3 separate regions of the Homo sapiens genome follow, and all the other regions are linked to region 1. A link is an interaction called in ENCODE POLR2A ChIA-PET data of the cell type or tissue named here. Cell type or tissue: GM12878. All regions are shown on one strand. Links, peaks and the distances in the headings refer to the core of each region. The heading gives the core; the rest is flanking DNA.

Region 1 (5,354 bases), core at 757-4,756:
GTAACTGTTGTTATCTTTCCTTTCCCTCTGGAAGACAGTATCATTTTTTGAGGCAGCCAGGATGGCACTTGAGTCCTGATTCTTTCCCTCCCTCATTCCTCACATTCGACCTGCTGTCAGTCCTTTGATTCTACACGTGCAGTGTGCCCACATCTGTCCTGTCCTTTCTGTTCCAGGTGCTTCAGACCTCATACCTGGTCTCCCCCGTCCAGGCTCAGTCACTGTCAATCTTCCTCCCACGCACACATCCTGCCTTGTCTGAGAACCTTTGCAACATCCTTTCAACATCCCTGGTACAGTTAAACGCAGCCATCCTTCAGTAACCTCAGGGGATTGGCTCTAGGAACCCCCAGTGGATACCAAAATCTGAAGATGCTCAAGTCCCTGATATTAAATGAGTAGTACTTGCATATGCACATCCTCCTATATACTTTATTTTATTTATTTGTTTGTTTATTTATTTATTTTTTGAGACAGAGTCTCGCTCTGTCCCCTAGGCTGGAGTGCAGTGACACGATCTCGGCTCACTGCAACCTCCGCCTCCTGGGTTCAAGCAATTCTCCTGCCTCAGCCTCCCGAGTAGCTGGGATTACAGGCGCCCACCACCACACCTGGCTAATTTTTCTATTTTTAGTAGAGAAAGGGTTTCACCATGTTGGCCAGGCTGGACTTGAACTCCTGACTTCAAGTGATCCACCCACCTTGAGCTCCCACAGTGCTGGGATTACAGGCCTAAGCCACTGTGCCTGCCCTACCCCATATATTTTTGATCCAAAGTTGGTTGAATCCATGGATGTGGAACCCAAAGATAGGGAGGGCTGTCTATACAAGTTTCACAACTTAGTATGCAGTGGTAAGTTCTCAAAACTATGGATTTATCTCAGGAGAGTTCTCCATGCCCCAGTCAAATCAGACTCTCCACAATTCCCCAAACACACCTCCCGCATTCATGCCTGCTTTGACGCCTCCAGTTTCCACTACCTGAAAGACCCTCTCCCCGTATCGCCTGCCTGTTCTCTAAAACTTGTCTCAACATTATCTCCGGCATGAAACTCTTCAGATACCACTGTAGCTGGGTTGGGCCTCTCTGTCTACTACACATTGTCCAGGATTACAGTGATTTGTATCCTTGTCTTGGTCTCCTACTGATTGGTAAGTTCCTTGAAGGCAAAAGTTATCTTAGACATTTTTTCGCTTAACTAAAACACCTAGCATAGAGCTTTGCATGGTGTAGGGCCTCAATAAATGTTTTTTTCAATGAAACAAGTTAGTGTGCATGTTTTCCTAAATAACCAGATTCTAAAACCCCTCTCCATGACCATCACTACCCCGGTTCCTGGGAACCCAGGGTTAAGTTTTGTGGACAATTGCTCATTTCCCTCAATTAGGACTTCTTCAAATCATTTTCTTCTTATACTATCACTTTAATGTTTAGTAAGTGGCTTTGTCTCCCTGTTCTTATAATTTTGTTATAAAATACCTCAAAACCTCTCTGTGTGTCTTCAGTGTGTGTGTTTTTAAAGATGCTGGCAGGAATCCATAAAGGATATGGCTAGGAGATAGCCCTGAAATTTTACATCCAGAAATGCCAATGCTGCCATCCTTTATGGACTCGCTTTTTTTTTTTCAAGAAGATAAATCAATATTTAAAGCTGATGATATAATTTGTACTTAATTTTATTCCTATTTTAATTGTAAATCAGATATCAATATATCTGAGATATAGCATTGAACTAAGAAGACTAAGTTTATGTGTCTCATGTTCTTTTAGAAAATTCTAATGCAGCTGAGAGGAATATTTGGCTGCAATTCAATTTCAGAGTTAATATAGAGATATAGCATTCATCATGTTGTAAAGCAGAAAAAATATCATCCTGGTTATCTGCTAAGGAGAGCTGGAAAAAGTCAAGAAGAGACAGCCTGCAACACTGATCCTTTGTTTGGTGCTTCAAGTATTAAAATTGGTAAACTCACCATACTCTGTTGCAGCTTAACTGTCTTTTCGACAGTTAAAAATAAGGAAATATGGTAACTGGATCTGTCACAAGAAAAGATGTATTGGTCTCAATGGAGAAAACCTCCCCTGAAAAATTAAAGCTTCACTTGACACAGTGGGTTCTCGGGTTGTTTTTGGGAGACATGATAATGAGCAGAGTGGAGTCAGTCATCAGTTTCTGACTCATTACATGGAAGCCCCAGAGAGCTGATTATTAACTAAAAATGGAATACGCTTCTATCCCTGAAGTTGTGAAGGCAAAACAAGAAGCAGAATGGAAACACAAATTTCCCCATTGACGCATGTGGCCCAAACGCGATGCTCAAGGGCAGGTGTCTTCCACAGTTAACCTGCTCATGGAATGTGGTTGATCGCCCCAGAAAATCACCCAAGTCACTCTCAGTATATTGCTACAAATGGCCATACCAGTATGTCAGGGAGATTCCCTTTCTCACATGTTTAAAAGGGCGTTTGGGGAAGTAGTCCTTACCCTAAGCTATTTTAGTTTAGTTAGTCAAACATTTATTGAAGTCTCAGGTATAACCCCACTATAATCTTGCACTAGAGGAATCAAAGTAAGTACAAATTTTGCCAGCAGATACTATCTTTTCTCTGCACAGGTTAAAGTTTATAATCACTAGAGGAAAAGGATAGTGTCTGGTCACAGAATTTTGACCTGCCCAGCTGCCTGCAGCAAGTTTGGGGTGAGGGTTATCCTCTCACTTTGATTAGACTCCCCACTTCTGCTCCCTTTTGCTAGTATCTAAGCGCATTACGGTTTTCTTCAGGTAAATCCTACCCATCACTAATTGGAAGTTAACAAGGAGCTACACCTGAGAGGTCCCTCACCGGTGGAATGATAAGGCAGGTAGGGGATGGTCACAGGGGTGGTGGCACCTATGAGAAAGTCCCATGGCTTGGAAGAGAGAGGAATAATCATTCAATCCTTATTCACACTGAAGGACAGATGGGTGTATCTTTTGTCTGGCAAATGGAGGGCAGAGAAATAGTGCTATAGCATATACAGAATTGGGCATATATAAGAACAACAAGTGACAATCTATAAAAATATGTTTTTAAGTGAAAACAGCTTTGTTGGCATTTTGAAAGTTTTACAGTCTCCATTTAAACGAACAGACCACAAGCCCAAAAAAGTCCGAAGGCAAATGCCAGTGTTACAATGGACTGTGAATTTCTGTAACTAGCATCGTAGAAGTGTCTTGATAAATAGAACAGTAATATAACCTCAAACCAAAACAAAACAGAAGCTTTTTTTTCCCCTGCTCAAAGGAAGAGCCCCCGCTCTGGTTCAAAACCTACTTGTATTTTTTGGCATACAAGAGTTATTTAAGAAAGATAGTTCTTCAAATTACCCTGTTCCAGTCAGTCTAATCGGAGCCTTGATTGTCTTTTACTTAAAAAGAATTAATGAAATGCTTTAGAAATTGTAGACTGGTGTTTATTAAGTCTTCTTAGTATGCATAAATAGTGCTTAGTGGGTTAATATTTAACAAGGGAACTCCCCCTGCCTTTCAGTTCTCTTAAGCATATGTCTACGTTACACAGTATTTTTTAAAGTATCTACATTTTGGCCCTGTTTAAATTAGGCCTAATGCACACATGAACAGCCATATGGTCAGAAATAACGTTCTTAGACCAAGGCTGAAGTACATGCAAAATAACTTATAGTTATTTGCTTTTTTCCTCTAAGTCTCTGAGTCTAGGATCATGCTTATCAGGCTGTATGATAACTACGAGTTTATTAAGATGCCTGCAACACTAGCCTGTGAGTTTATCCAGGGCAGAAGCAAAGCTCTCCTTGCCGTGCCTCCAACCTAACCCAAGGCAGGACTCATGTAAGACTGGCAATCACATCTGTGGAATAACTGTCAGTCCTTGGATGATTTTCATCATTAATCCTGCTTAGACATCAAACATTAAGGTTGATTAAGCCAAACCAAGAGGGATGAAAGAGAAAATTCACAGTGGAGTAAATTCACTGAGTGGTCTCCTACATGTGGTTGACAGAAAGGATGACCAGATTGACAAGTTACTGTTATACCTGAATAAGGTGATATTAGATTACCTTAAAAAGGTTGAACAGAACCTTTGAATCTCAAATACAATATATCTCTGGGGGAAAAAGAAAACGTTCTACTTGTACACTACAAAGACAGTGTTGTTTTCTAGCACAAATGCACTTCTGCTGAGATACTGCTTTGCTAAACTACTGCTAAGACACAATGAGTGACCTTAGAAAAGGGTGCGGAGGTATGTTGGGTGGGAAGAACCACTGTTAACATGCAGCACCCACACACTCGCTCATGAGTGGGCGTATCATCCCTCCAAATAGCGCAATAGGACTGGGAACAGAGATAAGAAAAAACAACAAGAATTTTGCTTGCCTTTTTTTTATTTTTAATTTATGGCTTTCTGTTACCTGGTATGCTGTGTGGCCTGATGACATTTAAGTAATCTGAAATGTACCAGTTCAATCAAAGATTGCTAAAAAGGGCAATCCATTCTTATTAGAAAGTACAGCTGAAAGTAACAGAATGCGCAAAAGAAAGCCATGTTTTCAATGGACGTTAAATAGCAACAAAACAGAAAAGAGAATTCAGTTAACTATAAAATTTTATGAATGTCCAGAAACAATCACACCACAGCACATGACTGAAAACTCTATGAGAAATAGTGTGTTTTTCTCTACTACATAAATTATTGAAAGGGGTCATGTGATTCTTGTAGGCAGAAAGATGCACTTTCCCAAGGAAAGTTCATCATGAAATATATTATTTAAGACTAGATCATCTTCAAGCTATTTTTAATCCTATCGTCTTGCTGCCAAAATTGGCCATAAGCAGCCAATCCTCAGACACTAGAAAAATGATGCTCTTTCATGTAATTTGTACACTGGCATGAGAATGGTATTGCTTTCCAGTTAATCAAATGTTTTGCTGGATGTGGACTGCCTTGAGAAAGGAAAAACTGCTTGCTGACTAATGAAAAGGCAGCTGAACTCTACCGGGTGTGGAGAAGTTCCTGTCTTCCTAAACCACCAACACCAAAAAACCAAAAAATAAGTCGGATTACCATCTTGTCAACAGAATAAAGCCAATCTCCTACAATCTCTTGTCTGAATCATCTCATTCTTCTAGTGGCTCCTATCTCACTCTCTCCTAAGACATGAAGCTGAATGTCGTCACAGTTCCCAGTTTAGAGGGTCACTCTCCATCACCTGCCCAAAACTCAATCCCTTGCCTGCAAGAGTCCCTTTGTCTTAAAGAAGCTGCAAGGTCACTAAAGTCATTTACAGAATTTAAACTGTGTTATGAGGGGATAAAATAATAACTAACAG
Region 2 (5,354 bases), core at 607-4,606, 100 kb before region 1:
TAAGAAAGGGAAAATTTTAAAATGTGTATATGTTATTTTGCATGGATGGGCGCTGGATATATACTCAAGAAATTAATAGACAATGGTTCCTTATTCTGATGGAAGAGCGAGTAGTGAATTGGGTGGATGGGGACGGAGGTGCTAGCGAGACTTTCCAATAAACACCTTTCTAAACTGTTCCAGTATAGGAACCATGTGACTAATACCTATGCAAATAAGTATTTTGAAAAAGGGAAAAATAAGGCTAATACAAGATAGAAATGACAAAGCTTGAAAAAGTTGAATTTCAAACTGACGATTATAATTCTGCTATGCAACCATCCTTCATCAACAACAGCCTTCCTTTGAACCGGAATAATCGTTTCTTTGTAACACATATGATTATTTGTACACCTGGCTGTCTTCCCTGCTAGATTGTAAGTGCTTTAAAAGCAGGGACCATATCTCATGCATCTTTGTCTCTTCAGCAAGTGGCAAGCATCTTGCCGGGCACAGAAGAAAGCCTTGCTCAATAACTGTTTGTTGAGTCAAAAAAATAAACAAAAACATTCGGACCTCACTAACAGTGTCTGTTGTTAATGCTGATGAGTTCAATAAAATCTTCAACAGCCTAGCTTCTATCTGTACACATCCTCCACACACCATCTTTCAGGAAAATGGTGAGCATTCCTCATGATCTGGGCTCATGAATGTACTCTGAACTACTGGGGAGAGTATATACAAAAGCTAAATTCGAACACTACGAAAAGAAAAATGCAAAACAACCTCCTCTATTTAAAAAAACAACAACATTTGACTAGAGGGGGTCTAGAAAAAGAAAAGAAGAAGGATCTTTTATTATTTCTCATAAGTAACACATTTGACTACTGTGGTTGGAATAAGCAGCCCCGCTCCCACCCCCTGCTTGCAAAGCAAACTAAGCCACCCGAATAAGTGGACCATGGGGATATAGAGGCAGAAAACTCCCGGCCCCATCCCCAGGCCTCCAGAGAATTTGACACTCAAGCCACGGTGGAGAGGTTTTCTGTTATGAGTTTAGCATTTCTAAGAAAGAGGAGACCACAGGCTTTCCCTGTAGTCCATTTCAAGAGTCTGATAGCTCTCACTGGAAATCTTCACTTCCTTTGAACTTGTACCTTCCTGCTGTGCCTCAGGCCTCTCCCTCTTCTGAGAGTTCTTGTCTCCATGTCTGATCCCTGTGAAAGTGCAGGCATTTAAGGAGGAGGTCTGGGCCCCCTTCACGGTGGTGTCCACACCTCTCCCAGGGGGATGTGCTCGGTAAGTGTGCATGCAGCACCATCTCAGCCCTGTGCATCCTGGACCGCACCAACAAACAGCACCACACAGCTTGGGGACCATGTCCAGATTCACACGCAGACGATAAGCACCGTGGCCAATACCCAAGCGTTAGATAATTAAAGGTCCCTCCAAGGATAAACACAAGTAAGAGTGGAAGCAAAGGAAGTGCACACGCTTGTCTCAAGAAAGACAGGGCATGTAGCCTTTTCCCTAGGATCTCTCATCATCTTCGCTTCTCTTTCTCACATCAAATGATGCCAATTCTTTAACTTTCCTAGGTTCCATTTCCCAATGCTTTCATCAGTTTCACTGTCTTCTGCGAGGCTGAATTTCCCTAATTAAGGGCAGTGGGAGACGCTCCACATTTGGAGTCCCTGTGAGGCAGCAAAGATGGAGAGCTGAGACTGACCATCCAGAATCCAGGTGTGCCTTCGCCACACAGAACAACAAGCATCGTTGATGCCTCTAGTAAGTGCCAGGTGTTGGGTTAGATGCTGTTGGAGATATAAAAGGTGGAGACATCATCTCTGTCACTTAATGAGAGTGACACTGATCGGACAGGATTTAAAGAAGGGGACTCTGGTGTGGGTGGGAAGAGCACAGTGGGAGGGTTGGGGCAGGGGCACGGCCTTGGGACTAGAGTAGGTGGAGGCAGTGGGGCGGGGAGGAGGAAAAGAAGGAAGGAAGAGGCCGGTCAGAGGAAGCCCAAAAGTGGATTCCTGGACACACAGTAAAAAGGGGAGGACGACTTAAAGACGGTTTCCAGATGTGGGGGTCTGGGGAGAAGGGAAGCTTTTACAGCTGCTGACAGAGGCTGACAGATGCAGAGAGGGCTCGTGGTGAGCTGGCTGAATTCGGGGTAAACAAGAGGAGATTTCATGCTTCACCTCAGATGAGGAAATAGGACTAGGAATACAGTTTTATGATTGAAGCCGTGACAGAAAAGCCTTTCCAAAGGAGCACAGTGGAGGAGAGAACTGGAGAAGAGGCACGGAGACCGCCAAGCGTTCCAGGTGCAGGCGGCAGGAGGGAGCCCAGGATGCCGGCAGAGCGAGCCTTGGTCTGTGAACCCCAGGGCCGATGGGCACCGGCTCATCTAATTCATTTGTGTACAGATCCACAAAACTGCACCTGGCTGTGGCCGTCAGTAAGTGCTATATAAATGCTTCATAAGTGTTTGTTGAAGGAAGTTGAAATGTAGTCGTCAGAAGAGTGAGAGGGAAACCAGCGACAGAGCCTTGTAAGTCTAAGAAAAAGAATTCAAAGATGGTCAAGAGCTAACATTGCACAGGGAATTACAGTATTTCCGGAAGACCAAGGGCAACTCTGATTGTTCCAGACTGCCTGGGAGCACCAGAGTCTGATTGTTCCAGACTGCCTGGGAGCACCAGAGTCTGATTGTTCCAGACTGCCTGGGAGCACCAGAGGTCTGGGTGGGGGCAGGAGTCAGTCCACCTGGAACTTCTGCCTCCAGTGCACTGAGTCTGCACGGACCACCAGGGCTGACACTGCCTTACTTAATATGGGGGTGGGGGAAGTCCCTGCGATATATAATGGTCTCAATTTAAATTCTGTGCTGTTTTTATTTTAGCTGTGTAATTTGGAAACTTCAAATAAAAAGCCTGAAAGGAAAGTTGGACTATTTAAGCTTACACAGACTCTATTAATGCTATATGGTTATTCTACCCCTGACTTTGGAAGAAGGAGAAACTGGCATGGGAATACACTTTTCTAAAAAAAATACTATTTAAAAATATGAAAGTTTATTTAACATCTAAGGAAAGGTACTTAATTAGAGGGACACTCAACAAGAAGAATTGAGGATCTAAGTAAATAGTCCCCATCTGCTCCTGGTCCTACCACCTGGCGATTACTTCCTCTTCTTCTCTGATAGATTTTAGCCAACCAATTTTGTTTTATTTGTGCAAGTTGAGAGGCCACCTGTTATGGAATATACTTCCACATTAAACAAAGTGAACATTTCCTATTTCTGTGCTTCCCATATGATTTTTAAAACACAAAGCACTCACTTTCACCTTAAACAGATTTAAGAAATGCTGACTCTGATGAACAGGTATAAACAAGGCAATCTTTTGTTTATGAAAATTGTTAACGACCTACCCACAGAAAGACATGCCCTGCGCCACACTGTACCCCCCACCCCCGCCCACCCGGCTCCCCGATGCTGGTGAATTAATCTATCCACACGTTTTTGCTCATTTCCCTGGCTGTTACCAGCTGAAGTGAAGAAAAGACATTTTACAAGGGGACATGGTATATTTGTGCTAAAACAGGCACCACACAAATCCAGAGAAAGGAGCCAAAAGGAAATACCAGGCAGAGGGAACAGCGTGGATAAAGGCAAAGCTGAGAAGAGGGTAAGTGTTTCGTGTTGGGGGATGGTGTATCTGGGGGCTGGGGGGAGTGGGGTACAGTGTATTGGGTTGAGGATTTATAGCCAGGAAAACTGGAAATAAAGGGGAAGGAGACTTTGTGAAGGGTTTTAACTATCGGGCTAAGGAAAGCTGCATTGTTCCTAACAACTGGGCACCAGTGGAAGTTTAGAGCCAGGAATATAATTGTCACAGAGGTGCTTTGGACTGAATAATACTGTGGCTGTAGGCAGCTCTGGGTTGGGGGTTGGGAGGTACAAGCCTCCAGGAATCCACTGCAGCAGTGTGGGCCCTGCCACGTTGTCCTGAACAAAGTGCTATGGGGATGGACACAAACATGAAGTGAAAACTCCAGAGATCACCTGACCTCCACGTGCCACTGCTCTGACTGCTGGACCACAGTGATGTTTGGGGTCTCCTGGAATTAGTGTCAGCTCAGAGCCAGTCACCAGTAGTCCCCAAAAGGTCTGATTAATTCCTTTTCCCCAGTGCACAGTCACCCTGGCAAAAGGCTATAGGTCCCTTTGGGGAAGGCTGGGAGAAAAAGCAACAGTATTAATTCTTGACAGTGTGGTAGGGTCCTTCGTCAAGGAGACCCGGCCTCCTCTTCATTCAAGGGCTTCTGGGTCGGTAAATTGGTGCAAGTGTGTGAATTGATCGAGGGGCCGTGACTCTCTGTTTTCAGGGTGCAAGTTGGGCTTTTGTTCCCTTCACCTAGAACTCCTCCACTTATACAGACCAAGTAAGGGTTTAGTAGATGTCCGCCTATGTCATTTCTAGGAACGCCATGAGGACAGGGTTGGAAGTGGGGGAAATGAAGTGTTAGTCTGTGTACGGATACAAAGAAAGTGAGATGATGGAACTGAAGATGACTAAGATGTGGGGAGCCAGGACTAGTGGTTCCCATTGGCAGGTGGTCTCCTAACTGGCAATGCTAGGGAGAAGTGTATAAATCCTCAACCCAATACACTGTACCCAATACACTGTTAGTGGCGGAGGGAGAGGCAGAGCTTGGTTTGAAATGGTGGGGGATTCTCCAAGGTGGCATGGACATACAGGATGGAAATGGGAGACGTGTCAGGCCTGGAGATATGGGTTTTGGAACAACCTGCATTAAAATTGGAAGGATTAGAGAGAGTAGGTGAGATCTCCGAGACAGAGGAAACAGAGCGAGGAAGCTAAGACCTAGGCTGGGGCAAATGTCTGAATTTACCTGAGTGGGGGAAGACAGAGAAGCTGGCATGTTGGACAGAGATGACTGGTCACCAAGACAGAAGGAAGAATCAGGCCGTTTAACAGGATCAAGAGGGTCTAGTGTTTAAAGAGAGATCTTTCCAACTGCTACAGGAAAGTAAAATGTTATGGCTCCAGACACCTGCTGAAATTGGTGCATGATCCCCTCAAAGACAGTGTTTCCTTAAAAACCTGGGAAAAGAAGAGCCCCTGGTGTGGTGGAGGGTGGCAGTAGGGACAGTTGGGAGTGAAGCTGTGCAGTCAGGAAGAAACCATCCAGCTTGAGGAAGCTAAAGACATGGGGAGGAGACACAGTGCAGACCAAAGGAGCAGCCAAGCTAAAGGCAACTTTTTTCTAGGACTTCGGGGTCCTAAGTAAACTTGTGGGCAGTGAACATGCTGGAAGTGTCTGGACTGTTCAGGTGGAGA
Region 3 (5,354 bases), core at 607-4,606, 120 kb before region 1:
CCATGATGAATTCAGCAAGTAATGCCATCCTTGAAGGCGCCTTGAGGGCCATACTCTTAGTCTTCCCCTGATGACATCCGAGTAAGTTGTTGAAAGTCTTTCTTGGCCACTTCTTGAATTTCTACCCTTCTTCTTGAATGTAGACTGTAGACTCAGAAACGACCCTGAGTTTTCCAGGGTCTGGATGTCTGAATGTGATCAATGTGGCCCCAGAAGCAGTGGGCATCTTGGTTCCACTCCTTAGCGACACTGCCAACTTCACAGCTGATAATCACTCCTGACCTGCTAAATCCTCTGGTCCTGTCCAATTCTGATCCAATCAGACTGAAAGCCAGGCAAGAAAGGCTAACCAGAGGGAGTTATGAGAGATGCTTGCTCTCACAGAACACAGGCTTTGGTTGGGAAGACATAACATATACATGAAATGGTCAAACATATTCAGTGTCACAAATGAAAATACAGCCCACACTGATCAAGAAGTGAGTAGGCCAGAATTGGGTGGCATTAATCTTAAAAGGATTTCTGAAGGAAGTATTTCTATGGAAAAGCAGTGTCGTGATAAAAGGACAGGTCTTCAGGTCAATTCTTTGGGTTCTAACGTCTGACTATTTGTGATTTCACAAAGTATGGTCAAGGCTAGGTGAGTGGGGTAGGAACAAAGTGCTTGACATACAGAGATGCTAAAAAAAGTGTCCTTACAAATATCCCTGCAAGGGAAAGGATGAGAAGAGACAAGAAGAAGAAAATCTGAAGTGTTTCCTTCAGGGCTAGCTGCTTTCCATATGGTATCTCATTTGATTCTCACAGTCACACTGTAAGATGTTTATTATCCTTTGCATCTTACAAAGAAGAAACCAAAGGTCAAGGTTAAGTAACCTATCTAAAGTCATTCTGCTGATCTGTGGCAGAGTCTAGGTAGTAACCCTCACTCTGTGTCAGGCATTATTCTAAATGTTTTATTTGTATTAATTATTTCGGCTTCACAACCCTATGAGGTAGGTACTATCCTTAACCCCACTTACTAAGGAGGAAACTGAGGCACAGAGAGGTTAAGTAACTTGCCCAAAGTCAACACAGCTAGTAAGTAACAGAGCCAGGACTTGAACCCAGGCAATCTGGGTCCTGAGTTTGGAATGCTAACCACTTTACTATCTTTTTCCATTACATATGCCATACTGCCTCTCTTTGAAGAATATTTATGAACAGACAAAACTGTCAAAACAGCTTGGAGCTTTAGGATGAATATTTTAAATATTATAAATCCCTCACTCGTAGGGGAGTGGTTGTTTGATATGGTTTCTGCTGATCACTCAGTAATCTATCCAAGACAGTGATGTGCACAGACTATTTTGGTTTCAGTTAATATATAGCACCATATAAACATTGACTCAACTGGAGAGCCTGAACAATAAATTATCACTAGCTCAAGTGCTAAAATAGCACTTGCTTTTCTCTGTGCCTGAGCATGCTATCTATTTATACTTTGCTTACTTCTGTGGAGTTCAAACTGCTTTATGCACATTTCATCATTGCTGTACTTACATGGATTTATTGTCTTTATTATACACATGTGACTAATGTACCACACAACGCTTAATATTTACTACAGGAATCTCAGTTTTCAACTAGCTTTTTAATCTATGGGTATTACTGACTGCCTTTAATTTATAATTAGTGGAAGTCTGCTAACAATAAAAACCATAGCATTTTACTGTTTATCTTTTAGCTCAATTCATTTTGTACATGATATGACCATTCTTGTTCTTGAGTATGAACCATATATTATTTTCTGGCCTTTCTTTACAATTCCACTTATGGCTGACCTTGAACCAGAATAGGTCTGTGATTTTACTTTCCAAAGTCCAATACATGTATTTTTCTTTTGTTCATGTTGATATCTGCATTGGCACACGTGAATTTCCAAATTTGGTCTTCACCTTTTCAGTTTTCATAGGCAAAAAATAAATTTGGATGATGCAATAGTCAGTAAAGAACTCCAAACAAAGGTTTTCTTGACTAGCTGGAGGATATATGGAAATCCCTAACTGTGGTGTATATAAACTGTAAACCCAAGTTTATACATTGTCAGGAGTTAATAGAACTTAAGATTTAGTAGCATTCTTTAGTACTAGATTCATAAAGAGAAATGAAGAAAGAATTGTCATTTGATGTTTTTGTCCTGACAAATAAAAATAGCCAACTGCTTAGCCCACAGCTGGGGCATTCTGTTTTCTTTTGTCTTCTTTTCATGTGAATATCCATCTTCATTATTGAAAACAGAAACTCCAACCTTAAGCATTTCCCTGTTTTTGCAAAAAGGATATTATATCAACAGTCCCTTTTAAGAACAGGAAGTTATCGTTTCATTCTACACAAGTCCCTACAGTTTTCATCTTGCCCTGGTGTGTCATCTGTCAGTGTGACTTTAGGAAGGTGAGACAGGTATGGCCAGATATGAGAGATTTTTAAAAGTCACAGTGTCAACAATGGTGTTATAAGGGGAGTGTTTAGTAACAGAGCCATTTATTTTAGGAATGTTTTTGTACCCTGGTAATCCTGATATGATAAGGCTTTAACAAGGTCAACTAAGTAACCTGTAGTCAATATCCTCATTCAAGAGAGGTCAGATGCTTGGGGACTCACAGCTGTACAGATGTACTGTGTGCCCTTTTATCTCTCCCTTATGCACATGCCGTTCTCTCTACCTAGATAAGTGGGCACCTCTACCTCTATGATTTCTCTTTCAGGACTCCGTGTAGTTATCATTTCCTCTAAAAAGCCTTTCCTAAAACCAAGTTGGATGTCTGTTTTGTGGGCACAGCCCCCTACACCCACCCCACTTATCCTAATGGGTTGAAAATACCAGGAAAAACTTCAGATAAAGACCATGCCCCAGTAAATAGCTGAATAAAGAACAGGTGAAGGGTGTCAGAAAAGCAAGAAATGGAGACAGAGGCTTGGAATGGTCTTCCTAGTATTGTTGTTGTTACCTCTACATGGCCACCCTGGGGGTACACGTGGAGCTGTGGAAATCTCTAAAATCAAAACCAGGCCAGGCTTAGAATTAGTTCGACTAATACAGATTACGTTACTTGAATGTTTTCAAATGCAGATTTTGCTTTTTTATTTTTCTTTGCTCTTTATCTCATTAAAATAAACAGTGGTATGGCATTCCCATTTGAACCAGGTCCAGCTCTGAAAGCTGGAGCAGTCTTCAGATGGCATGCTCCATTTGGCCCCTGCTCATAGGGCTGGCGTTCAGACCATGGAAATATCAGCAGAATCGAATGCACTTGGGCAGTTTCCATAAACTTTGTAAGTATACGATCAAAGTTAAGACAAATGGGAAACACAGAATAATTAATAACAATGGTGAGTGGAAAATGCTAGCAAGCCATAACAATCCAAAGCATGTTTTCTATCTCTTTTTAAGCAGCTATCTGTCTTACCCACAAAGACACTGCCTGAAAAATGAATTCACCAGCTCTATATCTGAGGCAGAATGACATATGGAAATAGTACAGTCTTTGGCGTTAGACCTGAGTTTCAGTGCTAGCTCTGAAACTTACTTGCTGGCTGCATGGCTTTAGCAAGTTCCTTAAGATGGCAGGGCCTCTGCTTCCTCATCAACTTTTACAATTTTGGAGGTTTAGAGAAAATATAAGTACAAGTGTTTAGCACATCATAGGGGTTCAATAAGGGATGACTAGTGCCATCATCATTATCTTCAACACTACTGAAGAAACAGTAAAATAATCAGTTTGGAAATTATGAATGACCCTAAACTGAATTGGAGTTTAATTATATAGGTGATAGAAATAAAGATTGGAATAAGCAAATTAGAACATAAACTGGAAAATATTTAACAAATGTAAGAAAGCAAACTTTTGAATAATTTAATTATACTCATTTTACCATAATACTATGTATACATCAACAAATCTTAATTTGTATTAATTTGTAATAATATTAATTTCAATTTATAATACTCATAATCCTTAAATTATATATTAGCTGAACAGTATATTATATATCCTTCCAGAAAATGCTATGAATATACATGCATTTGTATATGTATCTAATTTTTTTCTCATCAATAAAATAATATTATCCATACAGACTTCCACTTTTTCCCTCTACAATAAATCTCAGACATTTTAAAATGTGAGTTCATATGTATCCATCACCTTTCTTAATAGCAGCATTTTATTTCATATCAGTTTACCAATTTAGCCAGTACCCTACACAGACATTTCTTTTTTTCCCCAAGTTTTTTTTTTTTTTTTGCTGCAAAATTAAAATACATAATGCTGTAATAGACATCCTTACACATAGGTAGAAAAAACTTGTAGAAGTGAAATTACCAAGACAAAGGCTATGTAAACTTAGCATTTTCAAAATTAAGGTCAAAGCGCTCTCCAAAAACTTTACAAGAATTTACCCTCCCATTAACAGCATATAAAAAAAAAAAAAAAAGAAAAAGAAAAACAACCTAGGCTTTTTTACACTTGCTTCTCCCAACTCTCTCTGTCTAGGCTTGTCCCAGGGCAGAAGGTACAATCCAGTCATACTAATAACTGATTTAAAGGGTCACCATTCAGCATTTAGCCATAATTCATGATAGTTCCTTGTAGTTATCTTCTGTTGTTGCTTAGTCTGAAACCATAAACAACGCTGGAGGTCAAAAAGTTCCTGCTTGTCCTAGGTTAGGTATATCAAGTTCCTCTAGTTGAAGGTCCCTTAACTATGTAGGAAGAGCTCCCCCACCCCTAAAAGAAAAAAGCAAAAGTAAACCAAACCAATCACAGATAAACTGAGTCAAGTCATCTTGTATGTACTGAATGTTTTTCTGCGTTAGGCTCAGCACTAGGGGGCTTTTCATACATTATCTATTTTAGGTTCTACGTATTTTTGAGGAAGCCCCCCAGATTGCCGAATTATACCTGGGAAAACGAGAACTGGTGTCCCACCCCCCACCCACCGCATCCAATGAAGTGCTGCTTTCAATCAGCAAAAACAGGCCATCCCACTATCAGCCAGAAATCCCTATTAACAGCCGTTTCTGAGATAACTGATGTTCTCCGTGTGACTCTGAGGCTTGGTGAGATATTTAAGTGTCTTTTAAGTCATTAGAAGAGATAAATATGTGTTCAGTATAGTTGTGGTGTCAAGTATATTTTGTTGTATTTGAATTCTATAAAAATCTGTTGTGGAAAAGTGGTCTATTGGGTATTCCCAGATTAAATAGAATGTTGAACTAACCAGAATACGTCACTCTTCTAGCTGCCTGGGGGTTTACTGCACTTAAGATAAACTGGGATTTACCATATTACTCAGCCCTGATCTTGGCATCA

What was found. Peaks named below come from ENCODE experiments on the same cell type or tissue, not always from the same donor. Only the 100,000 strongest peaks of a DNase experiment are listed, where the experiment ranks them.
Region 2: POLR2A ChIA-PET joins it to region 1 with 7 read pairs; 8 of 35 experiments call an interaction of 5 or more read pairs at or near these places.
Region 3: POLR2A ChIA-PET joins it to region 1 with 5 read pairs; 10 of 35 experiments call an interaction of 5 or more read pairs at or near these places.

What each region holds. Positions count from the first base shown.
Region 1 is chr18:63,309,411-63,314,764 of GRCh38, forward strand. The region is part of intron 2 of BCL2 (BCL2 apoptosis regulator); the gene reads right to left. Among named protein-coding and RNA genes, the nearest start is that of BCL2, 7.7 kb to the right of the region's middle. RefSeq lists an enhancer at 2,168-2,377. In GM12878, for the core only: no CTCF peak of the experiment used is centred there; a DNase peak (open chromatin) is centred at 2,321; H3K4me3 peaks cover 3,398 bases; H3K27ac peaks cover 4,000 bases.
Region 2 is chr18:63,204,883-63,210,236 of GRCh38, forward strand. The region is part of intron 2 of BCL2 (BCL2 apoptosis regulator); the gene reads right to left. Among named protein-coding and RNA genes, the nearest start is that of BCL2, 110 kb to the right of the region's middle. In GM12878, for the core only: no CTCF peak of the experiment used is centred there; no DNase peak of the experiment used is centred there; H3K4me3 peaks cover 2,394 bases; H3K27ac peaks cover 3,863 bases.
Region 3 is chr18:63,184,730-63,190,083 of GRCh38, forward strand. The region is part of intron 2 of BCL2 (BCL2 apoptosis regulator); the gene reads right to left. Among named protein-coding and RNA genes, the nearest start is that of BCL2, 130 kb to the right of the region's middle. In GM12878, for the core only: no CTCF peak of the experiment used is centred there; no DNase peak of the experiment used is centred there; H3K27ac peaks cover 2,169 bases.